Regions from separate parts of the Mus musculus genome. Here regions 1 and 2 are each linked to region 3. The links are chromatin loops, found by intact Hi-C in ENCODE. Cell type or tissue: gastrocnemius. All regions are shown on one strand. Links, peaks and the distances in the headings refer to the core of each region. The heading gives the core; the rest is flanking DNA. Region 1 overlaps Gm40441 (a long non-coding RNA gene). Region 2 holds the start of Snapc1 (small nuclear RNA activating complex, polypeptide 1). Region 3 holds the start of Ppm1a (protein phosphatase 1A, magnesium dependent, alpha isoform).

Evidence for each region. Peaks named below come from ENCODE experiments on the same cell type or tissue, not always from the same donor. Only the 100,000 strongest peaks of a DNase experiment are listed, where the experiment ranks them.
Region 1: it touches region 3 in a loop (2.3-fold over the local background); 9 of 42 quality-filtered maps call a loop at or near these places.
Region 2: a loop joins it to region 3, with 4 times the contacts of the local background. A loop is called at or near these places in 3 of 42 quality-filtered maps.

Annotation. Positions count from the first base shown.
Region 1 is chr12:72,829,851-72,840,729 of GRCm38, forward strand. It overlaps Gm40441 (a long non-coding RNA gene), which reads right to left. Exons shown (of 3, transcript XR_872820.2): 3 at 6,085-6,159. Among named protein-coding and RNA genes, the nearest start is that of Gm40441, 9.1 kb to the right of the region's middle. In gastrocnemius, for the core only: CTCF peaks have their summits at 5,123 (motif pointing right) and 5,836 (motif pointing right); DNase peaks (open chromatin) are centred at 2,156, 2,879 and 5,115; H3K4me3 peaks cover 987 bases; H3K27ac peaks cover 841 bases.
Region 2 is chr12:73,957,462-73,967,858 of GRCm38, forward strand. Snapc1 (small nuclear RNA activating complex, polypeptide 1) reads left to right here and starts at 7,036. Exons shown (of 10, transcript NM_178392.5): 1 at 7,036-7,285. The coding sequence starts at 7,101. It also overlaps the pseudogene S100a11-ps. In gastrocnemius, for the core only: no CTCF peak of the experiment used is centred there; a DNase peak (open chromatin) is centred at 6,998; H3K4me3 peaks cover 1,621 bases; H3K27ac peaks cover 1,249 bases.
Region 3 is chr12:72,760,790-72,771,668 of GRCm38, forward strand. Ppm1a (protein phosphatase 1A, magnesium dependent, alpha isoform) reads left to right here and starts at 422. Exons shown (of 6, transcript NM_008910.3): 1 at 422-842. In gastrocnemius, for the core only: a CTCF peak has its summit at 4,253 (motif pointing right); a DNase peak (open chromatin) is centred at 8,882; H3K4me3 peaks cover 1,820 bases; H3K27ac peaks cover 2,173 bases.

The DNA.
Region 1 (10,879 bases), core at 1,498-9,497, 69 kb after region 3:
AGGTGGACGCGGGAGGACAGCTGGACGCTTTCCACTCGGCCCCGGGTGGGTATCTGACTGTGTGAAGTCACTGACCCCACTCGGCGGGGGGTGGACAAGGGGCAGCCCACAATACCAGGGGCCCCGGGGCGACACCCTCAGCCCCGGAGATACGGGAGAGAGGGCAGAGGGAGAGAGGTTCCCACAGAGGCGAGAGTCCTAAGTCCGGTCTGTGGCTGGAGCACAGGAAGGCCTTCCATCGGGAGATTAGAAACGGCTCATTAGAAGAAAGCCTATCCCGACGTCCAAGCACTGCAGGCTTGATGAACAACAGGAGACCAGTTTCTGAAAGATGCAGTTTTGAATTTTCAGGTGACTGTTAAGAGTTTCTTCAGAACTCTGTCAAGGTTTTCCCCTTCCTCTAATTGACAAACCGAGAGTCAGACAGTGTCCTCTAGAATAGCCCTCAACAACACTGAACGTCTTCATAACGGCCTTTTGTATCCTTCTGAATGAGAGGTACTGTCTTCATAAAGTCACTTGAATGGCTTTGATAGCCAGCAAGAGGCTTGCTCATGCCGGGAATCCAAGGATGAACGTGCATGTTACATAAAGAGGAAATCTTCCTCTAAGCTGAGCCTCCTAATTGGAGCACTAGATGCGCTGTTATGCAAGCAGACACTGCGATTAATAAGCTTTCTTGCATCTGTAACTCGTGGGTGACTGAACAGATAAGCCTCTTCTGTACTGTGAGACAGTTCAGTTGATTCAATAGACTCGGGTGATGTCATGAACATAAAAGTCATCTGAGCCTCAGGCTTTAGAGATTGACTGTCCCACCCAAAAATGACCTGGATTGCTTTCACAGCACTCCGAGGGGCCTGGCTGGAGGTCTGTGGCTTTGACACCTAGAAGAATTCCTCTCAAACTTTAAACTGTCTCACTCAGGAGTGGTGGCTCATACCTGCAATCCCTGTGCTTGGAAGGCTGAGGTGGGAGCAATACCTTGGGTTCAAGGTCAGCTTGAGCTACCTACTGAGTTCCAGGAGGCCAGTCTATGTTATAGACTGAGACCCTCTCTCTAAAATCGAAACAAAATTTAAAAACACAGGGGCTGCAGGGTGTCTAGAATGAGCCTCTGTTCCATTTGCTGTGTCTGAGCTATATAGGTCTGAGAGGCCACATTTCCTGAGGTCTCAGAATCGATGCTTGTGCAGTGTCTCCATGGGTCGCCCTGAGTAGCAAGGTCCTGGGTGATGTCAGATATCAGGCAGTTTAAAACGAGCGGTTCTAGCCGGGTGTGGTGGCGCACACCTTTAATCCCAGCACTTGGGGGGCAGAGGCAGGTGGATTTCTGAGTTCGAGGCCAGCCTGGTCTACAAAGTGAGTTCCAGGACAGCCAGGTATACAGAGAAACCCTGTCTCGAAAAAACCAAACAACCAAACAAACAAAAACAAAAACAAAAAACCCCAGAGGTTCCCTGATTAGGGAAAATGCTTACTTCTTCACATTAATGTTAATCAGAAGTTCAGGGTGTGTGGCTGAAGAAGAGAGACATGGCACATACTAATTAAAATCAAAACAAACCCTGAGTTAACAAATTCAGCTTTAAGCGGTGGAAGGAGCCTGCTTTCAAGTGTTCAGTTGTGTCCATGCTCTGCCAAGCTACAAGAAGAGAGTGAATTTATTTTATTTTATTTTATTTTATTATTTTTTTTTCCTCTAGTGATCTGCCCTTCGCGCGTTTGCCAGCAAGCACAAAGGCAGGAGGAAGCGATGCTTTAAATTCACATTATTTTAGCTGATATATCTGGAGCACGGTGATAAATTAATCATGACGGCCGGTCTGATTCACCATCGTACTGTAGCCCAATTTACACTTCGCATTTGCAGAACTGAAATGCGATGCATTAAAATGGTGCACACATCACAGATTTTTCTCTCCAGTGAACCCACGGAGGGAAGGGAGGAGCTTTGTGTCTGCTCCTGTAAGCACCTGCCTGTAGGCCCGGGCTCAGCCCCGCACCGGGAGCACCCAGGAGGCCGAGAGAGAAAGCACGCTGCGGGAAGCCTGCTTGCAACTGAGCGTCCTTTAAAACTGTCTTCTTGGCGGAATGGCCAAGGCCGGCTTGTTCACAGAGGAGGGGGCGCGGGGTGGTGTTACTAAACATAACAGATGGCAGCTGTCTGCAGCTATATAGGGCGCGCTGACAAATCCTCCTGGACGGCGGCGCGGCGCGGGGCTGCCGGGCGTGGGTGTCGCCTGCGGGGCTCAGGGCAGCGGTGGCTGGCTCCGGAGATCGCCAGGGCCAAGAAAGGAAGGGCGCGGTCTCTCCAAGGTCACCGCCTCGCTGCACCTGCGCCCCGATCTGGTCGGATGTGGCCGTGGGCTCCTGGGGACAGGTGATACCCCTTGGCAAATAGGTATCCACTACAGGAGGGCGTGGTGGTTAAGTGCCCAGTTCATGGCCACTCGGGAGGAAGCCTCACCTGGCCTGTGTGCTGGTGCTGTGTGAAATGAATGAATTTCCTACCATTTCCGGAATTTTTCGAGACACAGATCAAGAATCGGTAACTGTTCCAAGGCTTATTTTTTCTAGGATTCTGAGATTCTTGCAGATAGTGAAATTTTACAAAGTATAACGGGAGTTACTTTCAGAGCTATACATTTTAACATTTATTTTACATAACAGGAATGTTGAAATATCATACAAGTAAATAATACTGGGCAGCCTCTTGGCTGACAGGCTGTCGGGTTTGGCTTGGCAGGTGAGCCAAAAGAAAATTGAAGGCTCTGAGCCGGATCTAACAATACGTTGCTGTCATTATCGAGCTGCAAAGAGCATCAGAGACATAGGACAGGCATCAAGGTGCCACACTGCTATCTTGCAAATGATGGGAGCTGTCCAAAGAGAGGAACAGAGATTGCTGCCATCTGTGCGAAGGTTCTAGGTGTGTGACACGCTCTTCACGGAGCACTCCCTGCTGGCGGCATGACTGAGGGCGGGCAAGAGTCTCCTCTCAGCTCCTCGTCATCTGAAGAATGATGAGCACCACAGTCTATGCATCCTGCCACCTGTAACACGCCCCCTCCCCATTAAGTCCTCGCTACCTCCTTACCATCTTTGACTCCCAATGACATATTGAAATGACTTCCTTGTCTTTGCCATGGGATCTGAGAAACCTGTCCACTGATTCTCATAGAATAAAATTCTGCACATCGGATTCCCTTGCTTTGGGCTTGACAGCAAGCAGTTCACTGAGGCACCCTGGCTAAGTATTTCACCAGGTACTTGTTGAAGGGTGCTTGGGAAAGAGAGCCACAATGAATAAGCACACTCTCACAAGCCAAACCGTTGTTTGCTTTTTTTTTTTTTTCTTTCTTTTTTTTTTTTTTTTTTTTGTCCAGACAGTGTCTCACTAAGTAGCTCTGGCTGTACTGAAAATCACTTTGTAGACCAGGCTAGCCTCAAACTCACAGAGTCCTGGCTGTCTCTATCTCCTCAGTACTGAGATTAAAGGCCTGTGACGTAAAATAATACTTGAGTCAACTCTGTCATGAGCCTGTATGCTTTATAATATGGTATAAATATATACTTTAGAATCATATATTTATATATTTCTTTAATCTTTGTTATGCATAAAAAACACTGACTTTTAAAAATCCTTTTTACCATTGTTAAAGTTATGCCTGCAGTTACTCAGGAGTATACAGGTGAACTTCAAATATTTAAATAGTTAAGCATATTTTTAAGTGTGTGCAAAATATAGTTTATCAAACTAGTGTTGATAAAAATAACAGGATACAAACATGTTTTAAATTTTTATTTATGTACTTTTTTTTTCAGAGACAGAGACTCTTGTAGCACAGGCTAGCCTTGAGCTTCCTGTATAGCTGGTGATTGCCTTGAATGCTTGATCTTCCTGCCTCTATTTCCCAAATGGTGGAGTTATATGTGTGTGCCACCATGCCAGACTCAAACACATTTTGAAAAAGTAAATTATTGAAAAAAATGTAGAGTTGACATTATAGCAGTCAGATACAGTAAAATTAACATACATGGTAAAGAATAAAGTTTAAGTCGGAGATTCCTACAGGATATAGGCAGACCAGAAAAGGCAACTGCTGGACTTTCTGTAGGACTCTACAGAAAAGTCCTTCAAACCCCCCTGTCAAACATTTCAATAGCGTCCACCAGCAGACAGGCACATGGGCACAAGGAAAAAAGACATAAGACATATACCTTTCTAGGATTCAGAAAAAAGTCACAGTGCATTTTGGCAGCAGAACACTTTCTGGGTCACAAGGCACCTGTTTTTAATGCGGTCATGGCTTTGACCTTCCAAGGTCATGGGCATCAAAAGCATGCCAGGTGCCCTTTAGTTATTACTCCTGTAGAAAATCCCAGGATCGAAAGATCTACGTGAAGCACTCCATATAAATCATTAAGGAAGCTTGTTGCCCACCCTATGGCATCCATAACGCTCTATCTCCAAGAAACCCACTGAGCAGAATATCAACGTTTTAAAAAATATTGATGTGTGCGTGTGTGTTGTTGTTGTTGTTGTTGTTGTTGTGGGGTAAGTGTGTGAGTGTGTGTGTGTGAGTGTGTGAGTGTGTGTGTGTGTGTGTGTGTGTGTGTGTGTGTGTGTGTGTCTGTATGGGAATGAGAGAGCAACCTGTGGAGAGACTGTTTTCCTGCCTTTATGTGGACCCCAGGGATCCAGCTCAGGCCACAGGCTTGTGGAGCATGAGCCATGCTACTGACCCCAGGCCCTCAAATTTTATAGCGGACTTATTAATATACTTTTGGAGAAAAAAAGGAACAAAGTAATTATCTACTGTTTCTCAGGAGGGCTTCCAATGGCTTCGGCAGAATGGGCGCTGTTGCTTGCCCCTGGTGAGCCAGTTTCTCCTCTTCTCCGGTCTTTGTCAATCCCTCTCCTCTGTCTGGCCTCTATATAACATTCCCTCATTCAGGAACCACAACTGCCTCACTTACTACGGAGACCCAGGAAGGAAAAAGGCAGTGAGTACTCGCCTAAGACCCACACCAGATTGGCACTGCCCATGTTAGAACTTCTGGGGCAGTCGAAAGGTGCTTTGGATGAGTGCCGATGGCTTGTTTCCCCAGTAGGGGGCAGCATAGCTCCCTGGTCACTCCAGATGCCAGATACTGGGGACTTATGGAAAGTTCCAAGATGGTGTAGAGAGGCAGAACCATCTCAGGAGCTGCCCAACTGTGGGAGGCCGAGGAAGCCTTGAGTGAAAGTGTATTACCAACACAAGCGTGGCCACATCAAGGACCCGATGTCTCAGAGCCTTAGGAATGGCAAAGCCTTCTCTTGGTCCAAGTAGGAGTGTGGGACTGAACCATTGACGTTTGGAAAAAGACCGGTGCATAGACAATGTAGAGCACAGCTTCCTCTTCCTGTGTTAGCCTGAACCTGCTCCTCTGCATGGACCTCCCATACTTCCTCCTGGTGCTGTACAAGTAAACATGCTGGCTTGCATGGCGGGTGCCCTCCCTCAGAGTGATCCCAGCCAGCTCTTCTGTATGTGTGAATGACAGCATTCATTCCTGAGTCACCTAGGTCAGATCGCCACACTGCAAGCCTCACACTCCCATAGCTGTGGGAGTTGGACACAATGTCCAATTGTCCGCAGGCTCACTGACACGGGGCGTGGCTATCTTCTGGCTACATTACGTTCTGCTTCGCTTCCTTCGGTGCTCTTTCTTGTCACCTCTGTTCATGTAGACTTTGATTGTCTTACACTCAACTCCTGGAGAAAGTACAGACAGGCTGTGGCAGTCAAAGGGTGCTTTGAATGAGGGCCAATGGCTTATTTTCCCAGTAGGGGGCAGCATAGCTCCCTGGCATCTTGAGACTCAACTGTCGCAGGGTGGGGCTTGAAGTCAGGGGATCTGAGTTTGAAAGCCATTTCCACACATAGACCTTTGTGAAGAGTCAGCACTTTGCTTCAGTTTCTGATTTGAAAATTACATACTAATAAGACAGAAAGACCATCCAATGTGAAGGTATTTCAAAGTACTTAGCAACCACTGAGCCATCAGATGGCTCAAGTAGAACGAGGTACTTTCTTCCAAGCCTGTTGATCTGAGTTCGATTCCCTGGGGGACTTGGGAAGACGACAGAGAAAAAAACGGAACTGACTCCTGCATTGAAAGATTAGACAGCTTTTAATATGACATTGCCATAGGATAGTCTTATTAGGTCCAAAATATATATTTCAAACCATGAAACAATCCAAATGTTTAGTTTTGACCCAAAAATATTTAAGAGAATTTCCTATGACAACAGAGCACTCCATGTTTCTCTCTTAGCACATACCTGAAGGAAAACAGACCCTGTCCTATGTTGCCCTGCTCCCAAGTCTTCCTGGTTGTAGTTGCCTTCCAGGAAGACTGACTGGAAAAGCAGGCACTGGCTGCTCTCTCCCCTATGGACTCTAGGTCTTACTGTTTGTGTGTAGGATGGATGTGACTATAGGTCATAAAACTAGAAGGCAGACCTCTACAAAGAAGGGCGGGAAAGGAGATGGAAGAAGAGGGCAATAAAATATGTGTGATATGGAAGAAGAATGGGGCACTGGTGGAGATGACCCATTGCTTTGTTTGCATGCTGACTTGAAAACAAACAAAAACCCCCAAACCCCAAACCCCACACAGCTATTCATACTGTCAAGTATTTTTAAAGCTGTCTTTAACTTGTGGTAGACCAGTACAGAGGATTTCACTTCAGCTTCCACTCTAGTTCTATCTAACCGTGCCAGTGAGGTGATCTGTGTAGATCCCACCTTGCTCAGGTGTGAGGGGGTCATCTGGGAGCTTCCACAGTACTCCCTACAATTTGGTCTTATTTATGGCTGGCTACTTCCTGGCTGGCTGCTTCCAAACTCCAGGTGGGCAGGATAACACCTTTTGCACAGGAAATTTCTCTGCCCTTATGTGGATCAGTAAACATAGAGAGCTCTAGGAACCTCTCCACGCTCACCCTCAGCCTTTCCTATGAAAATTCCCACTCCTCTTCCTCCGGCCATTCACCCTGCTTGAGTCCTTCTAGGTGTGTGTGTGTGTGTGTGTGTGTGTGTGTGTGTGTGTGTGTTACCAGGAATTGAACCTGGGGCCTCACGTTTTCTAGGCAAGTTCCATACCACTGAGCCACTGAGCCACTGAGCCACTGAGCCACTGAGTCACTGGCTCAGCCCCACTCTGAATGCACCCTATTCTTCTTTCAGATCTCATAGCTTTCCACCGAGGAATCTTCCTGAACCCCATGTGATAGCTTCTTGTCTCATAAACTCTCTAACTTTCCCTGTAGTACTTTAGGGCATGTCTTTGATCAGTGGTTTGTTCCTTTGGAAGATAGAATCCCATAAGGGTGGCAACTCTATGAAAACCAAACCAAACCAACCAAACAAAATGGAACAGCACGTGCTGATGTCCAGCAAAATCTGGACAATTTGCCGGCCAGACCCCACACTGGGGGAGTGACTATGGCTTAGTTCTACTTCCCAGATACTCTGTGTCATAGAGACAGGCAGAAAAAGCCACACCAGCAGGGTATTTCCTGTTGACCCAAGCCCTTTCTGACTAACACAGTGGCACAACAGCTCTGAGCTGTTTTGCATCCACCAATGCAATTGATAAGTGTGTCCCCCAGACAGATGAGACGTCAGCTACTGAGTCACGGTGTGCTGATGCAGCCTCCGATGACACCTACAGCATGGTGCACTTACAAAGGCCTGGGATGGCAACTTGAACTAAGAGGGAAGGCTCCTGTCTCCCAATATAAAGTATATAGAGTCATTGAGGAAGACATTAGCAGCTTTGTAAAAGGCACAGAGCTGTAGTGTCCAGCAGAGAGCAGAGAAGGGAGCAGATATCCCCCCACTGTCTCTAGGAAGGGACAGGATGGGCTGAGCCCAAGCTGCTCTGCCTTCACACATATCCATCATCACCCAGGGTGACAGTGTGCAGCAAGCCAAGCCAGCATGTGACAGCGCCATCACTTCTATGTGGAGCAGTTGGTGAGTTTCTAACTGAGCTCCTCACTCACTTGTGACATTGGACAGTTCCCTCACATAAACCTCAGGGTTTTTTGTTTTTGTTTGTTTGTTTGTTTGTTTGTTTCACCTGTAATATTGAGGTGAGGCTAATAGCTACTTCATGGGCTGCCATAATTGGATGCGTTAAAGTTTTACACGTATAGCACAAGGATATGACATGATAGACACGTAATAGGCTCTCAGTAAACATTTGCTGTTGGGGCTGACCGGCTGATCAGGAATCACAATATATTTTCTCAGAAAGTGAGCTTGTTGTTTAGACTGGAGTAACAAACAGTAGCAAAGCCTTTTGACAGGGCCGCTTGTTTCTGTCTTCAAACAGGTGTGTCCAGTCTTCTGACAATGTAACACGATGTTGCAGTGCTCGATACCCTGCCATCCAGATTTAAAACAGACAAACCAACCACCCAAAACAACATCTCTCTGTAAGCTTAGGATTTTGAGTTGGGGATTTTCCAGTTTTCCTGGGGTATACTGGGCTGCACATCACATTGTGGCTCTGTCAAGCTGTTCTCTCCAAACACATGACAAACACCATTAATGTCAGATGTCCTACCTCGGGAGGAATTACTAACAGTTTTCAGCTGTCCAGAGAGGTATAGAATATGTTATGATTATTTATAAGTGGGTTTCACCATAATAAATAATTCAATTCACTCTCTATGTTTAGTGACGTATAAACCAAGTGAAAAACCCTTCTCCCCTTAAGAACTGCTAGGGGGTGGGGAGTCACCAGCTTAGAGAAGCGGGGTAAAGTGTCATGACCTGCATGACATTGGGATTGATCTGACTGGGGTGAGAGGGATGGAGGAAGGACAGACGCACATACAGAAGAGCTGAGATGACCTGTGTGCTCAGATGGAGACCCACCAATAGCCTGGAAGCTCCACACACTTGTTACATGCAGTCCTATGAGAAGAAGCATCAACTAATCTCAGCAGGGAGTCCCTACAGGGAGCAGCCGTCTCAGGCTGTGCTCATCCAGAAGGAAGCTGTAGTTGACACTCTCTGCACACAATGTTACCGTCTGTGGTCCATCAGAGGAAAGCCTTGCCGCTCTTCTGAGCCATTCCAATGGTGAATGTGATGCCAACACAAGTTTACATATCAGAAGAACTTACGGATGGCTCAGCAGTAAAGGTATTTGCTACACAAGCCTATGACCCAAGTTTATGGAATGTACATAAAAGACAAAGGAGAAAACTGAGTACACACACACACACACACACACACACACACACATACACACATACACACACACACACTGTTTTAAATTGTGGGATGAAATTAAACTGATAATTTTGATAGAAGTTTCTTATTGGTATGTATTAGGCACTATTAGGAAGTGTGGCCTTGTTGGAGGAAGTGTGTCACTGTGGGAGCTGGGCTTTGAGATCTCCTATGCTCAAGCGATACCCAAGGTGGCAGACAGTCGCTTGTCACTTCCTGTGGATCAAGATTGTAGAACTCTCAGTTCCTTCTCCAGCACCATGTCTGCCTGCATGCTGCCATGGTTCTTGCCATGATAATAATGAACTAAACCTCTGAAAGTGTAAGCCAGCCCCAATTAAATGTTTTTCTTGATAAGAGTTGCTGTGGTCAAGGTGTCTCTTCACAGCAATAAAACCCAAACTCAAACTCAGTGCAAACAAGGAGACTGAAACATCCTACATAGGAAAGCCTGTCACGGTGGCTCCAGCTGAATGCTACCAAACCTTTAAGTTAGGATACCAACACTCTTCAGAATGTTCCACAAAATAGAAACACAATGCTAAACTTACTCTACAAAGCCAGCATTACTCTGATACCAAATCCACGTAAGACATAACATAAAAAAGAAAACTATAGATAAATTTCCCCGATGAATGTAGACAGAAACGCTCTCAAGGGCCAAGCATTCAAACACATGAGTCTATGGGGGGTCAGACCTATTCAAACCAACACACTATGAGTCTTTTTAAGTTGCTAATGCCTTTTGGTTTAACTTTGGTAGGTCAGAGGTATCTGGAAATGTATATGTTTCTTCCAGATTCTCCAGCTTTCAAAATATTCCCTAACTACCCTCTGGATTTTACTAGAATCTGCTAAACAGCTTTAATTTTAAAATTTGGGTCTTCTCTTTTGGTTAAATGTTTGTAAATTTTACTTTTTGTTTGTTTGTTTTTCTTCAAAGAGCCAATTTTTTCCCCTTGATTGGCTCTCATTGGTTTTTGTTTTATCTCCATTTTATTAATTTTCACCCTGGCCTTCATTATTTCTTTCCATCTACTGCTCTGGGGTTTGGCTTGTTCCATCGTGTTCTTGCCAAAACCTGGTTTGGACAGACTTAAGGAGTTTTTGCCAACTTGGAAGGAGTAACACATTATCACAAATTTTCCTTTTCATTCTGTTATTTTGAGATAATATATTCTTCTCATTGTTAGACTTCTCCTCTACAGCCTGTTGCTTCAAGCAACAGTCCCCATCATAAGACATCCACCCTCTAAAAGCATCACCGCTCACCTTTAAGTTTATAATTCCCTCAGAATTTTCATTTAGATGTAGATTTGGGGATGTTTTCCTATTTGGTGAACAGTTGAAAGTGAAAGCTCAGGGGTTGGAGAGATGACTCAGCAGGTAAAATCATCAACTAGAGCATGAGAATGGAGTCAGGGTCCCCAGCAACTGTGTAAGGAGCTAGGTCTATAGCCTAGAACTAGGGCCAAAGACAAGGGGATCCTGGGTGTTCACTGGCCATGCATGCAATGCTCACAGAGGCCAGAAGAGGGCATTGGGTCCCCTGGAACTGGAGTTACACCCTTGTTAGC
Region 2 (10,397 bases), core at 2,398-10,397, 1.2 Mb after region 3:
AGTGTGAGGCTTGTGTGTGTTTTTTTATGTAAGGCTTTTATTATATTTTATTTCCTTTTATTCATTTATTTATCTGCCTCTCTTTCTCTTGCTGTCTCTGTTTCTGTCTTTCTGCACATGCCCGAGAGTATGTGCATGCATGCATGCATGTGTGTATGCATGTGTCCATGCATGTCCATGCACCAGGCTGTATATGCAGAAGTCAGAAGACAACTTATAAGATTTTGTTGTTGTTGTTGTTTTGTTTTCTTTCATCTTGTGGGTCCCAGGAATTGAGCTTGGGCCATCAGTTCTAGCAGCAGGTGCTTTTACTCACTGAACTATCTCACTGGCTCTTATGTAAACCTCATGATTGATGTTTAAACAAGGTTTTGATTGATGGAACTGGATGCTTTGCTGCTATTGATGCTAATTAGAATCCTGCTCTTTTACATTCTGCCCACGCCCTTCTGGCTCTATCGCTAGGCTGCTCGCTTGGCTTTAATTTTTTTAAATCACATTTATTTATTTTGTGTATATGCAAATATGCACATGCCACAGTAGCTATTTGGAGGCCAGAGAACAACTTTCAAGAGTCAGTTCATTCCTTCTTCCAACTAGGTGCTGTGGATTAAATGCAGGCTTAATGGTATATACCCTTTCCTGCAGAGCCCTCTCCCTCCTCCTCCCCTCCCCTTTCTCCTCTCCCTCTCCAGCTCCTTCTCCCTCTCTCTTGTCTTCCCTCTCCCTCCCCCGTCTCCCTTCTCCCTTCCCTTTCTCCCCTTCTTTCTCCCTCTCTACTGTTTGATTCAATGAGGAGGTCTGCTCCTTTGTGTTGCTCCTAAGAATTGCAACCTGAGGCTCACTGTGATGACAGGCTACAGTGATAACAGCAAAAGCATCAAGAAGGGGGCGGGTAAGAGCACCCGACTGCTCTTCCGAAGGTCTGGAGTTCAAATCCCAGCAACCACATGGTGGCTCACAACCATCCGTAATGAGATCTGACTCCCTCTTCTGGAGTGTCTGAGGACAGTTACAGTGTACTTACATATAATAAATAAATAAATCTTTAAAAAAAAGAGAACTGGTTGTTCTTCCAGAGGATCTAGGTTGAATTTCCAGAACCCACATTAGGATGCTCACAATAACTTCAGCTCCAGGGGGTCTGATGCGCTCTCCTGGCCTCCTCATGCATATGCATACACATATTAAAAATAAACCTTTAAAAAAAAAAAGAAGAAGGGGACTGAAGGGACCCAGAGAACAACCCTAGGGAAGAAACTGTGGTGAGCAGAGGCACCCAAAATGGTGAAGGACCATGGAAGGAGAGAAGGCAAGAGAAGCTGGCCAAGACTACAGAAGGTGGAAGGTCTTGAAGACCAAAAGTGGAAGATGGTATGCTCTGAGAGAGTTCCAGATTCCTTCTAAGTCGTAAGAACAGAGGACCCAGCATTCAAAGATCTGCAAGGGGCTACTACTGGCTCCAGTGGCCAGGACTGAGAATTATAACAGCAGCCACTGTTAGAGGCCAAGAGTGTCAACTCCTAAGACACAGGGACTAAAGGCTTAGCTGACACTAAGTGCTGCTAATGTGGGTGGCTGTAGAGAGATGGAAGTATGCCAGCAATGGTGTGCCAGACTCAGGTAACAAAGGCCCAAAGCAGGAAACATCTTCCTGAGTACTTGGAACTGTAAGTCTCCAGCTTCTGAGGCCATAAGTAACCACTGAGCTAACTCTCAGTCCCCAAACTTAGTGTTCATGAGCCGAAGTAACAAGCTTTCTGAAGCTGTTGTATCAATCCATCAACCTCTGGTACTCAGGGGTCTGGAGTGTCAAATCCTGCTCATAACTTCTGTCCAACTACAGCAAAAAGACTCAAGCCAACTGATTGGTAATAAATTATGTCAAGTAGTTTGTAATGGTGATGAAAGGCTGATGAAGAAGTGAAATGAAGCCGGTGTGATGGTACATGCCTTTAATCCCAGCACTCGGGAGGCAGAGGCAGGTGGATTTCTGAGTTCGAGGCCAGCCTGGTCTACAAAGTGAGCTCCAGGACAGCCAGGGCTATAGAGAGAAACTCTGTCTCAAAAAAAAAAAAAAAAAAAAAAAAAAAAAAAAAAAAAAAGTGAAATGAGAGATTTAGAACAAAGACACAGACTCAAGCCAATAGAAAGTCTTTATTAGCAGGTTGGCAACTACACTGGGCCTTTTACAGGGTAAGCTTTTAATTCCAACAAACAAACAAGCAATCAAACCCACATCCTGGGTGAACACACCTCAGTTAGCAAGCACAGTTAGCCAGAAGCAGAGCTGCAGAAGACAAGGTTAGTGCATTTAGAGACTTTCACAGAGCTATGGTCTTCGCTGGATTAGGCCTTTGTTCTTCTTTTGGCAGGTGGTGCTGGGTTCCAAGGCCTGAATGGTTTTTCCATTATGTTGTCAGTTATGCTAAGGTCTGGGGGCCTGTTACAGCATGACTGTCCTTTGAACCAAGCAAACTCTATCTTGGGGAGTTCAGTTATGCCCACTTATGGTATACAACTTTGCTCTCCTTGAACAAGGCCTCTGGAGGGGCTAGAGTATATAGCCTGGGGAATACTAGGGAATGGTGGGGGCTTGTTTCTGCTGGCTAAAGGCGATGACCTTTTTCAGCTATGACCTTTGTGAGTAGGCCCACACCTCTGTAAGTAACCTCTTAACTATTAAAGGAAGCCCAATAAAGTCATTGATTTATTTATACATTGGTCCCCAGTGTAAACTTTGGTAGAATCATGCCTCAATTTGTCATTGGAATTTCAGGTTGAGGTAAATTTTGTTTATATTTCCTACAGGGAAGTAATTTCAGCAACAAAAGAAATATATGAAGAGCTAGGCACGGTGGTGCATGCTTTTAATATCAGCATTAGGGAGGCAGACCGAGGCAGGTACCCTCTGTGAATTTGAGGCCAGCTTGACCTAAAGAGCAAGTTTCAAGCCAGCTGGAGCTACACACACACACACACACACACACACGGACTGATTTTCATCACGATATGATGCAGGCAATGTAGGCTCTTACTAGAACCTCCTTGTGTTGTTAAGCTTACTACTGAAACAAAATGCCTGAGATAATGAGTTTCAAAGGAGTAAATGATAAACAGCCACTGTGATAGGAAACTGCAAGGGAGAATGGGAGGGTTTAAGTGGGAATGGAGGCAGGAGGAGAGGAGGGATAGGGGAGGGGTAATCCAAATTGTATATATGTTTTATATATATATATATATATATATATATATATATATATATATATATATATATATGATGCAAAAAATAAATCAAGAAAATTATTTTTAAGTAAGGAGATGGTGGTGGTACATTAGTTAGCCCAATTTGATCTTTCCACAGTATTTAAAAATATCAAAATAATTCTGGGTTATATAATCCAGAATAGGGAGAATTATTGCCAATTAAAGCTAAAATTTGCCCTGCACAGTAGTGAACACATACAATCCCAGGACCAGGGAGGCCAAGGCAGGAAAATCTCAAGTTCTAAGCTAGCACGAGCTATCTAGGAGGTTCCAGGTAAGGATCTCTCTTGAAATGGATATGTGGATGAATGTACGAATGAATAAATACGTAATACTAATTAGAAAAAGAAAAACTGGCCACTCCTGTTCAAGTCACCGTCAGCCACAGTCGCAGCTGGACCTCGCTCCCCAACTTGGCAAAAATGCCTACAGAGATGGAGAGATGCATTGAGTCCCTGATTGCTGTCCTCCAAAAGTACAGCGGGAAGGATGGAAACGGCTCTCAACTCTCCAAAACTGAATTCCTTTCCTTCATGAACACGGAGCTGGCCGCCTTCACAAAGAACCAGAAGGACCCCGGTGTCCTTGACCGCATGATGAAGAAGCTGGACCTCAACTGTGATGGGCAGCTAGATTTCCAAGACTTTCTCAATCTCATTGGTGGCTTAGCTACAGCATGCCATGATTCTTTCCTCAGAACTTCCCAGAAGCGAATCTAATCCTCTCTGGTCCCTTCCAACCACCAAGTCATCACCTCCCCCGACCCCATCCACACCTGCACTGAGCACAGCACACCTACAGCAACATGTATCCCACGCCTGCTGGCAAAAATAAAACAATGCCATTTTTAAAAAGAGAAAAGAAAAAAGAGAAAAAGAAAAACTGGGTCAGTAAGACAATTTAGTCAGTGAAACTCTTGCAGGGGGAAAACTGAGATTTGAGTTAGAAATCCCAGGATCCCTGTACAGAAGGCGAGAAGTGACTGCCTGAAAGTGTGCTTTAGTATCCACGTACATGCCATGGCCACCACACACCCCTAAAAATAATGCCAAAACAACAACAAGAAGTTATGATCTAACACTCACCCCCAGAATAGCTGTAGCCATTTTGTTCCATGCCTGCCAGCTATTTCATAGTGTTGCTATAACATGCCTGCCAATCATTGACACATAGAAGTGACTGGGCTTAAAGCAACGACATCCTGACCACATACCCTGTTTTGTTCTGTATGAGGCTTGCTAATCTTAAGAAATTCTACAAAACTTTATGTAGGACCCATCAAATCAAAGGTCAATCTGAACTGTTATGTCTAAAATATCTTGAGTCAGAGCTGAGCAGTTGGCAGTCCTTCCTGCACCTATGTATGAGCTCGTGGTGGTTTTTGTGGCTGACACTGAAGAATGCTACTAATAAACCCAAAGTTAAGAGTATAACATGCATGCTCTGTTATCTCAATGCTCTGAAGTTTCCCTGTTCACCACCCTGCTTACTGTACTCAGGACCAAAGAGCTTTGCCTAGGAAGCCAACTGCTCGCCTCCTTGCCCTTTAAATGTCTGAAGCTGATTTTTCCTATAAAAAGTCTATCCTGAGAGCAGTCTAATACTACAGTTAAGCTTCTGAGTCCTTTTTGTTGTCCCAAACATTCAGTATGAAGATGTCTGTTCAATAAACTATTCTTACTTAAGATCAGTGTTTGTATGGTTTGGGAGGTGATTCTTGAACCCCAACACACACACACACACACACACACACACACACACACACACACACACACAAACACACACATACCCCTAAGAGCTCCATCATTTGCGTTCCTCCCAAGGCAATAGGGTTAACTAACAATCAACTGAAGTCCAAATAAACTCTCTCTCTCTCTCTCTCTCTCTCTCTCTCTCTCTCTCTAAGGTTTCTCAATGTAACCAGCCCTGGCTGTCCTGGACTCAGATTGTAGACCAGGTTGGCCTTGAACTCACAGAGATCCACCTGTCTCTGCCTCCTGAGTGCTGGGATTAAAGGTGTGCACCACCACCATACCCAGCTAACATTTTCTTTTCTTTTTTTTAAAGTAAATTGTCTTAAGGATTTTTGTCACAGGAAGTAAGCTTTAAAGTTGATATGAAAATTCAAATTTGATTAAGTCTTCTGTATTTTGTCCTTACAAAGTAGGTGGAGATGTGATTGTAGTGGCTTTGTTTATGATAGCAAAATCTGGAATTTATATAAACTCCAAGAGGGAACTGTGGGCAAATTGTGTATTAATTCAACAAAGTATTAGTGTTAATTCAACAGTGAAAATAGGAACTATGGCTGCAAATAGCAGCACAGATACATCTTGAATGTTTAAAAATATTTTGAAGAATATGAGTTGTAGATTGCAATTCTATTTTCATAAAATTAAAAATCAACTATAGCTGGGCGTGGTGGCAAACGCCTTTAATTCTGCACTTGGGAGGCAGAGGAAGGCGGATTTCTGAGTTCGAGGCCAGCCTGGTCTACAAAGTGAGTTCCAGGACAGCCAAGGCTATACAGAGAAACCCTGTCTCAAAAAAACAAAAAAAAACCCAAAACAAACCAAAAAACCCACTACAACTAAAATATATGTATACACACTGGACATCAACTTCTGGCCTCCACATGGGCCAGGAGGTGTGTTCATGAAAACACACACACACACACACACAAACAAACCATTACAAACAATAAAATAAATGCATCCATACAAGCACATCCCAGAATACCTTTTCTAAAGATTAGTGTGCCTTCAAAACAGAAATACAGTTCAAATACAGAATGCTAACCCGTAACAAGCCCCTGGGAGAAGCTAAAAAGTGGGATTTCTAGAGAGCTACTTTAGCCAAACAGTATATCAGACAGTGTGCTAGATTGTCAGAGGCAACAACGGTAGGAAACAGCAACTGCTGCCCAGAGTGGTTGCATATTACTTGGAGAGCCACAAATTAATCACTCAAGTAAGCATAGACTGTAGGGGATCTTGGCAATGAGGAAGAACCACGGGAGTTCCTTCCCTAACAAGTTCTCTTTAGATCATCTTCCCACGTGGAGGGAGGTTAGGGTGGTTGCTACTGTAGAGTCACTTTAAAGAAGACTGGCAGGCTAAGTGTAGTTTACATAAGTCAGGAGGCAATGAAGACCTCAAATCCTTTTGGGGGCTGTTAGTTGAGGCAGAGGCAGGCGGATTTCTGAGTTTTAGGCCAGCCTGATCTACAGAATGAGTTTCAGGACAGCCAGGGATATACAGAAAACCCTTTCTCGGAAAAAAAAAAAAAAAGAAGAAAGAAAGAAAGAGAGAGAGAGAGAGAGGGAGGGAGGGAGGGAGGGAGGGAGGGAGGGAGAGAGAGAGAGAGAGAGAGAGAGAGAGAGAGAGAGAGAGAGAGAGAGAGAGAGAGAGAGAAATCGAGTCTTCATGTCCTATTGATTAATAGTTAGCAGGCACTACTATTGTTTTATCTACCTACTTATCTAATTTGAAGGTCTTATTTATTTATTTATTTAGAGGGTCTCTCTATGTAGACCTGAAACTCGCTGCATACACCGGACAGGCTTGTAAATCACAGAAATCCTCCTGTCTCTGCCTCTCAAGCACTGAAATTAAAGGCGTGTATCACACCAAGTTCGGCTTCCTAGACTAAAATCACCTTGCATTTACGCACGCGCAAGAAGCGCCACAGGCGCCAGGTAAGACCCGGATGAAGGCGGGGCTTGAGGTCCCGGATAGTACGTCACGGAGTGCGCGTACGTGATGTGACGTGACTGGGGCGGTGCTACAGGGCCTTCTGGGCATTGGGGAAGCCGGGTCCGGGAGAGAGTGAGCATGGGGACTCCTGCGGGCGCCGGGACCCGTCCCACGGGCGCTGGAACTGTTGAAGGCGTGGGGATCCCTCCGGGCCTGCAGACTGACTACGAGACGCTGCTCAGCCGCTTCCAAGAGATGGACAGCGTGCGCTTCGAGGACTTCACGGAGCTCTGGCGCAGCATGAAGTTCGCGACCATCTTCTGGTGGGTGTGCCTCGTCCTCCTACCCTGTCTCTCCTGTGGGGAACGCAGCCTGCATCCCCGACCTCCGCCTTGGCGGTTTCCGTGGGTCGCCCTTGCACTCTGCTGGCTCGGCCCTCTGCATCTCCACCGCCTCCATCCGAGGCCAAACCTCCTCCAATCTTGATTGCCGAATGAATCCGCGGTTAGAAACAAAGTATTCCCACCGACACAGGGTCCTCTACGAACGAATTCATTTAGCATGCAACAACTGACGTTGCAAGTGCAGGTTTGAATCTCTGTGTATCGCCTTTAGTTGGATAAAGCCTAGATTCAAGCCAGTAGCTGCCTTTACCTCTGTCCCCAGCCTCATCTCCAGTGCCCACACCTTGCACTCACTCTCTTGGCTCGAGTTGCTTTTGGTACTCCACTGGCGTTTCCTAGCCTGGGAATTTTCCATCTCCTTTTGCTTGTCCACTTCGTCAGTCATTTTTGAACCCAAATGACAGTTCTTTAGGGAATTCTTTTGGCCTTCGGGACTAAGTGAGAGGCTCGAGTTCTGTCTACCCCCAGCACGAAGGGCTTATCTCACCGTCTAGAGTATATTTCATAATTAGAGACGCAGTCTTGGATAACGGTGAAGAGTGGAGATGATGGGTCTTGGGCATCAGGATTTGAATACAGCTCTCCAGTCCCCCTCCCCCAGATCTGAGACAACCCTTTTTGTCTGTAAACTAGATCATGATAGTGTGGGAATTAAATGAATCAATATATTAGCTGGTTCGACGTGTGAAATTAATGTTCAGAGTTATTACTACTCTTTGATTTCTCCCTTAGACTGAACTTAGTGAGAACAGCCATGTGATTAATGTGGTATTCCTTACTTGTTTTTGAGACTTGCCCTCATTGTGTGTAGCTTTGGCTGGCCTGAAACTTGCCGTTATACCAGACTGGCCTTGAGATCTGCCTGACTCTTCCTTCTAAGGTCAGGCATTCACCACCTTGCCCACGTTTGAATACGGTGTTTGTATTAATTACCATACCATATAAATTCTTGAAAAGGGTAAATGATTGAATGGAATCTTAATAGATCTTTTGTTGAATAAAATAGAACTTTTTATATTATTGATTTAGACTATTATGTAGATTGTCAGTTATTACAAATTAAGGTGTAAATTACTACAGGTGATGAAATTAACCTGCTCTGGGGCAGCACTCCTCTAAGCCCAGAATGTGGGGAGAATGCCCAGAATGTGGGGAGAATGCCCAGAATGTGGGGAGAATCAAGGCCAGGAGTACAAGGCCATCCTAGCTACAAAGAGAATTCTGCAGGAGACACTGTCTCAAAACCCCAAATAACAACAAAAATTATTTATTGTACAACTGATATTTTATGTAGCTAACTGTAATGGATTCATTATCTAATATACTTAACTTAGAGCTCTGAAAAGCTGGTATAAGTGTTCCATGTTTTAGAGATTAGAAAATTGAAGCTTATAGCCGGGCGTGGTGACGCACCCCTTTAATCCCAGCACTTGGGAGGCAGAGGCAGGCGGATTTCTGAGTTCGAGGCCAGCCTGGTCTACAGAGTGAGTTCCAGGACAGCCAGGGCTATACAGAAACCTTGTCTTGAAAAAAACAAAAACAAAAAAAATAAAAAGAAAGAAAATTGACACTTAGAGGAAGTTAATTTTATCAAGTGTGGTATCAGAGGCTTATTAATTAGAGCGATCAAGAGGCAGGAGAATTGCAAGTTTGAGGTCAGCTTGGGCTGGAAGATAGAGACCCCATCTTTAAAAAGAATCTAAATCTATTATGTCTTCCTGTTTCCTTTTAAAACTTAGTTTAAATTTATTTATTTATTTATTTATTTATTTATTTATTTATTTATTTGAGACAGGGTTTTACTATACAGTCCTGGCTGGCCTGGAAAGTACCATGGAGATGGATTAAAGGTGCCATCACCTTGCACAGCCTGTTGTCTTGTCTTTTCTGTTTTTAAAGTCTTTCACTGTACTAAAGAGGTTGGGGTAACTTTCCCTCCTTACCCCCCCCCCTCCCTTTTTCCTGATAGGGTCTTTCTGTGAAGCCCAGAGTGTCCTAGAACTGAGTATTCTAGGCTGGTCTCAAACTCACAGAGTTTCCCCTGCCTCTGCCTGCTGAGAGCTGGGATTAAAGGCGTATGCCACTGCAGCCCAGTTGGATTTTCTTTAGGAGTCATTTTGGTCTCCACACTACCTACCATAGGTCTTTTGTGTTCTTTTACTGTACTTATTATTTTTATTGTTTCCTCTTCCATTTGTAATGAGATGTAATAAATTATATTAACTAAGGTGCTTAGGTGTTTACCATTTTGTTTTGCTGTTATTAATATGAAAACCACAGCATATTTATAATTATATGATGTATTTTGAGGCATTTTAGCTAAGGTTGTATTTGAAGGTTGACTTTGTGACAGTCTGTACCTCTTGTCTCCAGAGTGCTGGGATTACAGTCTGGGCCACCACCCCCAAGTTCCTGTTTTGTTTTGAGACTGGATCTCTTGTAGCCCAGGCTGGCCTTGATCTCAGTATGTAGCCAAGGACAACCTTTTGACCTTTCTCTCTCTATTTTCCAATTGCTAGGGTCTCTGGAGTGTGCTGTTGTGTCTGGCTTTAAAAAACGGAGAACATTTTTAATCTGCCAATTTAAGGCCTGTCACAGAACACTCGGATGGTATGCTCAAAGTCGCTTTCACTGTTTCATCGCTCAGACTTCCTTTTGTGCTCTGATGAACGGGAAGATGGGTTAGGTAGTGTTAGCTCTCTCTGACTTTCACTTAAGGTTCCCATGGACAGAAAATGATGAAAATCCTGGAGACTACTGGGGAAATGTATAGTATAGATTAAAATACACAGAGTGTTGAGCCTGTAAGAGCATGGTTATTTCAATATTGAATGTTTTAAATACTCAATATGAGTTTGAAGCTTTTTCTATAGTCATCAGTTTGGCAGCAAGGCTGGTGTTTTGGTGGCAGTGTCATGGTTACCTGACAGTGTGTGGTGTCGAGGACAGTAGAAAATAAGTTCTTTTTGCTTGAGTCACAAGAGGGTCGGGTGTGGGTTCTCCGTCTAGTTCCTAGGGGCTGTTTACAGAA
Region 3 (10,879 bases), core at 1,174-9,173:
ACGGTTTGCACACGCACGTCTGCGGTATGGCCGCGGCACTCGTGTGCGCCTCGTGGGGTCGAAGGGGCAGGCTGAGTCCCCTGTGCCGGGCGCTAACCGAGACTGCACCTGGAGACCGGCGTCCGTAGGCAGGTGTAAGAGTCGGGTGCGGACGACGACGACAGCCGGGTTTGGAGAGGCCCTCTGCGCCCTAGCGCGAAGGCCGCGCGCCTGGCTCGCACCCAGGACGTCCACGCTCCCTAGGGATCGGCCCGCGGCAGCGACCTGAGGAGCAGCGCAGGGCAGTGACGTCACCGCCGCCCCTCCCCCGCCCAAGCCGCAGTTCCGGCCCTCCCACATCCGGGTCTCTCCAGCCCATGGGCCGCGCCGCAGCTGCAGGGCCGGGGGTGGGGGAAACGGCGGCGCGGGGCGGGGCGGGGCCGGGCGAGGGGCAGCGGTGTCGAGAGCGCGCGTGCGCGGGGCCGCGCTAGAGGCGGCGGCGGTGGCGGCGCTAGGGGCGGGAGCGCGCGCAGGAGCTAGAACGCCGTGGTCTCCGCGCCGGCCGGGTCCGCAGCTCGGGATCGGGTGGCTGGGGCGGGGGGAGGGGGGCCCAGGCAGGTGGGGCGGAAAGCGATGAGTCCTCGGCGCCTCCTCCGCCTCCCGCGGGCCCCGCTCTCTGCCTCCCGCTCCGACGCCCGGATGATCTGAGCCGCGAGGGCTCCGAGAGCCGGGGGCCCGGACCCAGCCCGGCTCCTCCCCTCCTCCGCCCGGGCCCGGCCGCCGTCGCGGGACCCCGTGCCCGGCCGCCGTCGCCACCGCCGCCCCGGCCGACCGAGGGACCCGCCCGCCCGCGGCTGCTCCGGGTAAGCGCGGCGCGAGGGCGAGGAAGAGGGCGAGGGCGGGCGGGCGGAGGGCCTGTGCGGCGGCGGCCAGGCCTGGGGCCTGTAAACAAGCCGGGCGTCTGCCCGGGCGATCCCGGGAGGAGACGCGACAACTCCACCCCCTGGGCGGCCTCCTCCCCGAGCCCGCGCCGGGTGGCGAGGGGTTAACACGCGGCGGGGGCGGAGGCGGGGTGTGTGCGGCGGCTGGGAGGGGGCGCGACCCTCGGCCGGGCGGGGCGGACACTGGCGGCCGCGGAACTTTCGGGGAGCCTGCAGCGGGGTCTCCCCTTGAAGCAGATCAGCCCGTGAGTTCACTGGATTTGGAGACTCACCCGCTGGGTTGAAAGTGAGGCCCCCAACTCAGTAGTGATGCCTCCATTTCATTCATTATTCCGGCTTGGAGCAAACCCATTGAAGTAAACTACAGGTTTTGCATCATTTTGGCCTGATATATTGGAGGAAAGTTCTTTATGTTAGAGTTTAGTTTAGGCTTGGCTCCCTTCTGCTTGTAGGTTGTAAACACACTCGGATCCCCTTCTTGAAAGACAGCTGGCTGTGGAGAGCCTTCTGCCAACTGGAGTTTTAGATCTTTTGCAAATTTCATCATCCAAAGTGTTTTTCTCTTTTCTCAAACACTACACGATACTTAGAAATCCACAAAGGTCAGAGTCTAAGCAATCTACGATGCCGCCCCCACCCCAAGTTTCCTGATAGTTGGAATAATGCTCCTGGTATATTTTTAACCGCGCGGTTAGAGTATAAGGAGATTGGCATTGTTTGAGAAGAATAAATGATTTTGACGTTACGAAAATGAGTAGTTTTCCACGGTTCAGAGAAAAAAACAAAAACAATCTTTTTAAACCCTGGCTTTCAGATTTCAAACATGACTACTACTGGATGGAGGAGAAGCCTGCTGAAGAATCATAGAACTTAAATGATTGTTTTCTGGGCCTTAGGATTTTAGGGTTTCTGAGGGCTCACTACATAGTGCTTGGTTCTCACCTCCCTTTAACCTTTTCTGTATTCTGGGCCTTTGCCAAAGATTATTTCTGTAGTTACAGATGAGGAAACTAAGGACCAGAAAGATAGTGAGCACACACCCACATACTTATCTTCAATACCGCCTTTATTGCCTTAATGTCTGCTTGACTGTTTAATAATTTGAAGCACAAAGCAGATCATCTTCCCAGTGCTACAGTTCTGGGCTGCATTTTTGTGTGTGTGTGTGTTTGTTTGTTTTGCATTGCTGGGGATAGATTTAGCTCGGGGCCTCTTGAATGGTGCAAGACCAAGTTCTCCTCACTTGTCTTGTATATACCTGATTGAACAGTCAGCTATGTTGGGATGACTGCTTTTAACCTAGAAGCTTACAGCAGTAATACCTTGAAATTATAATGAACTATATGTGCAAGTTTCTTCAAACATTTGTATTAATACTAAACACTTTTACATCTGGGGAGTAATTATGTTGGTGGTATCAAATATTAAGATGGATAATGTTTTATATTAGTTGTAATACATGTTTGAAAAATAGTAAAATTGGCCACTGGAAGCATCAAGTTGCTTCTTGCAGGGTTTGTGTCCCTATTTTTCACATGGAATGAATGACTACATTTCAGTATGAAGGGCTGTAGTGACCAGCCATAATTATAGTATAACCTGTTGTAAGGAATGGTGCTCTGCCAGAAATGTGCTCGAAAATATCTGTGCCCAGGGACAAGGCATTTGACCCTTTGAGCTTTGGAATCAGTAATGCCAAGGGGTAGATTACATCATCACATGTATATTTATTATTATTCTTTTGCCATTCTGTGACTGTTGAACATACCTTTAACAACTACATACCTGATAGACCTGCTACTTAGATGTTTTACCATTTTGAAGTTGTTTTTCTTTCTGGGCTCTGTTCTATTGAGTTTGTGGCCCGGCTTTAGGGAACCTTCCTGTAGTGGCCTTCACTGATCTTTCTTTCTCTTGCCATTGGGAAGCCTAGAAGATGTCCTGGGACATCTTTGGGGACAGCATGCACCTGAGACAGCATGTTTGAAGAAGCTGGGGTCCTCAGTGGTTGGATATGATGAGCATTATAAGAATACATTGTGAGCTTCTTTGTGTCTATGTGTCCGTGTGTCTGTGTATTTTGGTTCAAGCCAAGTGTTGTTGATCTTGTCTTAACTTAAACTTTTGTTTGGAAATTCACCTAATATCTAGTTGTCATCTTCCCCACCCCCCTACCAAAATGTATAGCATCCTCTTTTGTTGCCTTGTAAATATTGCTAAGTGCTTACTAAATGTCTGCATCTTTCTAATTTTTTCAAACCTCACCTTGGCTGTTTACTTTATGGCCAGTAGAATGTATTGCTGTTCTTAGTCTATACTGATACAAAAATAATTCTGATATATATTTGATGTTCCTTTCAAACAATCATCTATTGTCTGAGTAGTACCCGTGAGTGCTTTTCATCTTTAATCAAATTAAAAGACAGTTTAAAAAAAAAAAAACCGGGCTCAAGGGGAGTTGACACAGTTAAACTAAGCCTTGGCCCTGTGACATATGCAGGATGGCCCTCAGGAGAGCAGAAGCACAAATGTGCGGCTGTTAGATTTCCTGTATTGTTGTCATGCTTGCCCTGTCTTCAGGTAACACAAATACTTATCAATTCAGTGGCCTCATGGGTTACTTTGTTGTTTTTAGCAAGAATGTATGTATTTTTTGGCATGTTATAAACCATTCTCATTTAAGAAGCTTGGATTAATGTATAAAGAAAGGCTGACTATATTCTTTATTTTTTCTTTCTTCATGCTTTCTAATGTTTCATGTTCTGCATATTATATGACATCTAAAATTATTCATTTATCTATTTATTTATTTTGAGTTTTTTCGAGACAGGGTTTCTCTGTGTAGCCTGGAACTCACTTTGTAGACCAGGCTGGCCTCAAACTCAGAAAACCACCTGCCTCTGCCTCCTGAGTGCTGGGATTAAAGGTGTGCGCCACCATGCCCAGCTCTATTTATTTTTTGGGACAGGGTCTTACTACATAGCCTTGGCTGGCTTAGGATTCGCTATGTAGACAGGCTGGCCTTAAGCTCACAGAGATCCATCTTGTCTTGATGCTTGTCTCCCAGTACTGGGATCGAAGGCACATGCCACCACACTCAGCTATAAGTAACACCTTTTTGCTTCATTATGTGTTTACAGAATGAATGAATGAATGAATGAATGAATAAAAAAATATATATAATGATTGTAATCTTTATATTGCCTGTCTGAATACTACCAAGGCAAGAAGAGCCAGAGAAAGTATTGAGTGTGATAAGCTCTATCTACCTTTACATAAACATTTTTTTTATGTATACAAGCATACTGTAGCTGTCCTCAGACACACCAGAAGAGGGCATCAGATCCCATTACAGATGGCTGTGGTTGCTGGGAATTGAACTCTTGACCCACAAGAGCGAGCAGTTAACTGCTGAACTCTCTCTCCAGCTCATGACTTGACAAATGTTACAAGAAACTAAGAAGTGCAAATTTATATATGTTGAAAAACCTGGCTACGAACATTTGTTGTTTTTTTTTTTTCTTTTTTCTTTTTCTTTTTTTTTTTCAGTAAAGAACTGAGATTTGATTTCCAGCATATTATGGCTCATAACCATCAGTTCTAGTTCCAGGAAATCTGATGCCTTCTGATCTCCGCAAGCTGTGGTAATATAGGCACACATGTAGGCAAATACATACATACATATAAAACACAAGCTGTGGTATGTAGACACACATGTAGGCAAATACATAGATACATACATACATACATACATACATACAAAATAAAAAGGTAAATTGGACTGTAGATACTGTGTTCTTAATATCAATATTTTTTTTAAGGTTTCACTTTGTTTTTTATTTTAAGATTTATTTATTATACACTGTATAATTTATTGTATACTGTAGCTGTCTTCAGACACTCCAGAGGAGAGCGCCAGATCTTGTTACGGATGGTTGTGAGCCGCCATGTGGTTGCTGGGATTTGAACTCAGGACCTTCAGAAGAGCAGAAGCGCTCTTAACCCCTAAGCCAACTCTCCAGCCCAATATCAATATTTTAAGCACTGAGTGAGTGATAAGGAAGGAACTCCAGTTTTCATAATCATTAATTTTTTTATTTGCAACCCATTGATTTAAGTGTATTTGTTATTAATATTTAGGATCTGAATTAAAATTCATTAGTTTTTGTGGCAGGTAATAATTTGAAAATCATGACACATTATTTTATTTATCTTCAGGATAAAAAAGGGAAGTAATAAATTATTACGTACACCGCAATGGTGGTGCATTCCTTTACAGGCAGATCTCTGTTAGTTCAAGGCCATCCTCATCTACAGAGTTCCAGGACAGACAAGGCTACACAGAGAAACCTTGTCTCGAAAAAGACAAAAGGCCCCTATCCTTTATTGACTCTGTATTTGTGTAAAGCTTTCATTTTTTCACAACAGCCTTCTGAAATAGGTGATGATCCTTTCTCTGACAATTAGTTTTCCACCTCTCGCTTCAATCAACCTAGAGTTAAACTTTTTAAAAATTGCCTATGTTTCTAAACATTTATAGACTTTCTTGTATTTATTCTCTAAACCATATAGTTTAATTTACACAGTATTTCTATTATATTTGATATTAAAGTGATCTAAAGGTGATTTGAAGTGTGCAGTGGGTGAGATAGGTTACGTACAGCAGCTACACTATTTTAAATGAGAGACATGTGGAATCATACACAAATCCCTTGTTAGCAGCCATTGGATAGCTATATATGGGCTTAGTGAACCTAAATGACATTGCAGAATCATGTCAATAGATTTAAAAATAGTCTTTAAAAGGTCCTGAGTGGATTGTTTCAATTAAAAGAGCCTTGTTCCTGGAACCAGAATTTTAAAAGCTCACTGTTAGGGTTTCTGAAATGTAGCGTTCTGCCGTCGAAATGCATGCCTGTAAGTGTACACAGTTGTCTTCATCTGCAAGAATCTGTAGAGGTTCTGCCTCCCAGCCCCATGCTCCTAAAAATAAGACCCAGACTCAAAATATATTTACAGGTATCTTGGCCATATAGCTAGGTTCTACTCAGGCTAGATCATAACTAAAATACCCATTTATTTAATCTACCTTCTGTTATGTGGCTGCTTACCTGTGCTCAGGTACCATGCCTTCCATCTCTTCACAGCTTCTCAGGTCAATCTCAAGCACCTGGATCTATCCCAGAATTCTTTCTGTCTCCCAGATGTCCCACCTGCCTGCCTAAGCTATAAGGTCATAGGTTTTTTTAACTGACAGGTGATGCATCCATACAGTATACAAGGTTTTCCTTGTGTATTGAAGGGATATACAAGAATCCCTTCAGAAAGGATTATGATGATGCTTTTCCCCCCATTTCTAGGGCTTTAGAAGTTAAATCAAAAAAATTTGCCTTGGCTCACCACCTTTGAGATTGAGGTGTAGAGCTTATATTCATAAATGGTTGAGGGCCTTAGTGTAGAACCTGAGGACCTGAGTAGATGAGACCAATGCAGCCTCAGAGGAGGATCCATAAAGAAGTATAACACAACTATCCCTCAAAAGCTAGAGCTCAGCCCCCGCTTTCCTACATACAGGAGGTAGTCTTGGCTAATTTACTTGATTTCTCAGTTTTCCTTACCTGTCACATGGAAATGTCTCTTATGTGAGTGTCTTAAAGATTTGGTAGAAAAATTATATCAAGACATGTATTGGGCATGGTGGCCCACACAGCATGTGATGTGATCTCTTGAGTTTCATGCCAACCTGGTCTATATAGGGAGCTCAAGGCCTGCCAAGGCTACATACTTAGCAAGACCTTGTCTCAAAAAGAGGGGTGGGCCACTTGACATTTTCCATCAAAAGGAAAGTACCAAATAAATGGTAGCTATTGTTACTAAGTTTATGGGATCTTAAGATACTTGGGGGTTTGGGGTATGCTGGAGAGATGGCTCAGAGATTAAAAGCACTGACAGCTCTTCCAAAGGTCCTGAGTTCAATTCCCAGCAATCACATAGTGGGTCACAACCATCTGTAATGGGAACCAATGCCCTTTTCTGGTGTGTCTGAAGACAGCTACAGTGTATTCATATACATAAGATAAAATTAAAAAAAAACTACTTGGGGGAAATACTGACCAATAGTGAGTAAAAAATTGAGAACAGGTAAAGACTTGGTATATAAAGTTTGCATATGCACAGAATGAAAGTCAATCAAGACAAAGATTAAGTATGAGCATTTACTTGGCTTTCTGGAGTTGGAAGGGTCACGCCTCGGTTTGGAGTTGGTGATTAAGCAATAGTAGGTGGTAAACTTGGTGATAAAGAAGAGCAGTAATAGAGCAAAGGTGAGACGGGCCAGTAAGTAGGGAAGAGTTGACCTGGTATTTCGTAGAGCTAAATTTCATGGTTAGAAAAGAAGAATAAAGAAACCACATTATTCTACTGTTTTTACAAACTTGCCTTTGTAATGGATATTACGTTTCGTGCTTGTTCTGGGTTGTTGAAGGCTTACTACCTCTATCTACAGAGAGCAGTTCCAGTGCTCTACATGGAACTCTCCCATCCTGCACCCTGGAATTGGCCATAGTTCCCTCCCTTTAAATCAAAGCTCATTTTCAGTGGCATACCTGCATTTTTATGATTTGAAATCATGTATTTTACTTCTAGGCATGTATGCTAATTATGCTTAATTCTGAAAGAGGAAGTACAACAACTACTTCCTGAGGCCTACCACAGTGCTTATGGATAGTGGACACGAAGGTATTTGGTAAGGATAAGCACACTGTACCTGGCAGTGGGCATTAACTGCTGTGGGATAGCGGACATTTGTGTAAGTGTGAGGTTATACACATCTGAAATGGAGCAAGAGTGTTCCCTTGGTGTGGAGCTTAGGTTGGCTGGTTGTGGGCTCCACTCTTACTTCTTATCTTTTGGCTTTGAGGGTTAATAGGATATTTATAATCACATTTCTTTTCAGAGTAGCTGACATTGCAAATATTATTATTTCATAGTTATTCTTGTAATCATAGGGGAATTATGTAGTCACAGGAATTTGACAGTGCATTAATTAAAGAAGAGCTACCAACAAATTTAATCTGAACCAGATTGCTAATATCTACCTAGTCTGTTCATATACACCTCTAAGGTAGACTTTATAGCTGATCCCAAAATACTTAAGCTATTTCTAGTATTTAGAAAATAAGTTAATATTCTGTTACTAGATTTTAAGTGGATAATTTCTTGTAACTAGTTACTTAAATTCTTGGACTATAATGCTAGTGAGGTCAGAGCCATGAATTGGATCTTCATGTGCCTCTTTCTTTCCTGACCTTGACGAGGACTGTAACAACAAGCATTTTATATAACAGGTACTAGTACCTGAAGATATTTAAATTGTCTTCAAAACTTTGCAACATTCCTATCAGTTAGATAGCATTATTAGTTATATCCTAACAAATGAGAAAATTGAGACAGATTTACAGCTGGTAAATCCAAATGCATGTTCTGGGACTTTTGAAAGTAATTCTAAATGCAAATCAATGCCTTTCTTTTTCTTTTTCTTTTTCTTTTTTTTTTTTTTTCAAACTCTCTATTGATTCATCATATCATACACGCCAGGGAGTTCATCTCCCTGTCTCCTCATGTCTGCCTTTCATCTTTGCAACCTTCACCCAAAATTAAAACACACACACAAAGCATAGAGAATATGTCATTGTGGAGCTTGTAGTATGTCACAGTGTGTCCCCCAATGTGCAACATGTTCGTCACAGTGAGTGTTTGGTCTGACTTAGATCTCTGGCTTCTGTAACACCATCCATGGTGTATCCTCACCTAGACTCCTCCAGATCATTCTTTGCTGCCCTATGTCATGAGGTCCTGCAGCTTTAGGAAGCAGAACTGGCCCTTACACGCATCCCAACCATTCACAGATGATAAGATGTTGGGATGGGTCGACTCAGAGCCCTGGATCTGGGCCTAGGTGGCAGCTGAGCTGATTGGCACACCTGCTGTCCCTTATCCACACCAAACAGGGTGAGCTCTCCAGTACTACTCTAGCTAGGCCACCTAATACTATAGTCAGCAGGAGGCAGAGCTAGCTCCACTGTGCTGCCTAGTCAAGGCATGAGGTGCACTCTTCCAAGGCCCACTCTTCCAAGTGTTGCAGCCTGTGAGGTGGGACAGCTCTCCCATGCTCATACCCTGGGCTCATCTACATCTTCATAAGTGTCCGCTCTACTGTGTTGCCCAAGCGAGGTGCAGGGTCAGCTCTCTCAAATCATTGTGAGGAGCATTTGGGGGGAGGGCATCACCGCCACACCCATGCAGATAAGTGGTGAAGTCAGCTCTCCTGTGCCCTTGGGGTTTCTCCACCAGGGCTAGCTCTACTGATTGTACTTCTGTTGCTGTTGCTGACAGTCTAGTGGTGGTAGTGACATTTTAGTCTTTGTATACAAAGGGCATGACTTCAGTTCTATTGTATCCAGAGTGTGACTCTTGTAGTGAGTTGGAATCTAATGGCAGTGTATAAAGCATGTGAAAAACATATCTACTTACGTTTCCTTTAGAACTTTTCACCAGGCAGAGTTATATATATATATATATATATATATATATATATATATATATATATGTGTGTGTGTGTGTGTGTGTGTGTGTGTGTGCGCGCGCGCACACACACACACACAATTCTGGGGCTATGGTACAAAAGAAAGTCCTTGGAAACTGGGGCCTTGCTTCACTTACTGGAAATAGTTTCTCAGTGTGTGCCTATTTAATTGTTTCATTCTCTTTTGGTTTCTGATCACATGACAATAAATTAAATGTGAGCCAGAAATATGTCAGACTATGAGAAAGTATAGGTCATGTGCACTTCAGTTTAAATTTAGACTGGTACTTTGCATTTATCTGTCATCTCCAGCAGAGATGGGGGAAATCATTTTTACCCTTGCTATGTATATTTTAATTATTTTAGTGAATGTATGAAGTATATGTTCTGTTTCAAAGACTAACATAATTGATTACCAGCTTTGAATTCTTGGTGCTGCTTTCTGTAGTATGACTGGTAGAAACTTTCATCAGAGTTGTTATTACATCTATAGGATATGGTTTGCCTTCCATTGTTAACAGAATTCAGAAGCGAAAAATAAGGAAACCATAACTATGTATTTTGTCTTGTTCTTGTTTTCTGTGCAAAAATGTCAGAACTTGCCAGGCTTTAGAAAAGCATCTTTGCAGCCCCCAGAATTGGGGAGTGGAGAGGGGGGAGGGAGAGGAGTGCCCTGCCCTGGCTTGGAATATATTAGAGCCTTCCCACTGAGGTACAGAAGGCATGGATGTCTTCCAAGTGCTAGCAGCCTTTCCATGGTCAGTCCACAGCTTAGCCTATGTGAGACAGCTCTGTGATGTGTCTGCAAACATGATTCCTGTGCTGTGGGTCATTCAGCATGTATCCAGTTAAAGGACTGCTGGCCCTGCACTGGCTGTGGGCAATAGGAAAGTAGCTCTTGTACTACAGCTTCCATACTGTGTCAGAAGGGGCTCCCGCTCCCATAGTTAGTCCTTGTCATGTCTGAATTGCCTTATTCTTGGCTTTTCATAAAAAAATTTTTTTTCAGAGTTGTATTATGTAGGCAGTGTTCTGCCTGCATATATGCCTGCATACCAGAAGAGGGCACCAAATCTCATTGCAGATGGTTGTGAGCCGCCATGTGGTTGCTGGGAATGGAACTCTGGACCTCTGGAAGAGCAGTCAGTGCTCAACCTGTGAGCCATCTCTGCAGCCCATGAGAAGAATTTTTAATGACCACATCTATAGCTCTCTAGTTTGATGTTTTCCTGGGGTGGGGATCTATTAGGCTGCCCAGGCTGCTCTAAACAACTCCTCAGAAGGTGCCGCCGCCCTACTCATCTTCCCCACTTCATATGCATACTGCCATGCCCAGCTCAATGTTTTCCTATTTATTTGTGTTGCATTGAAACTG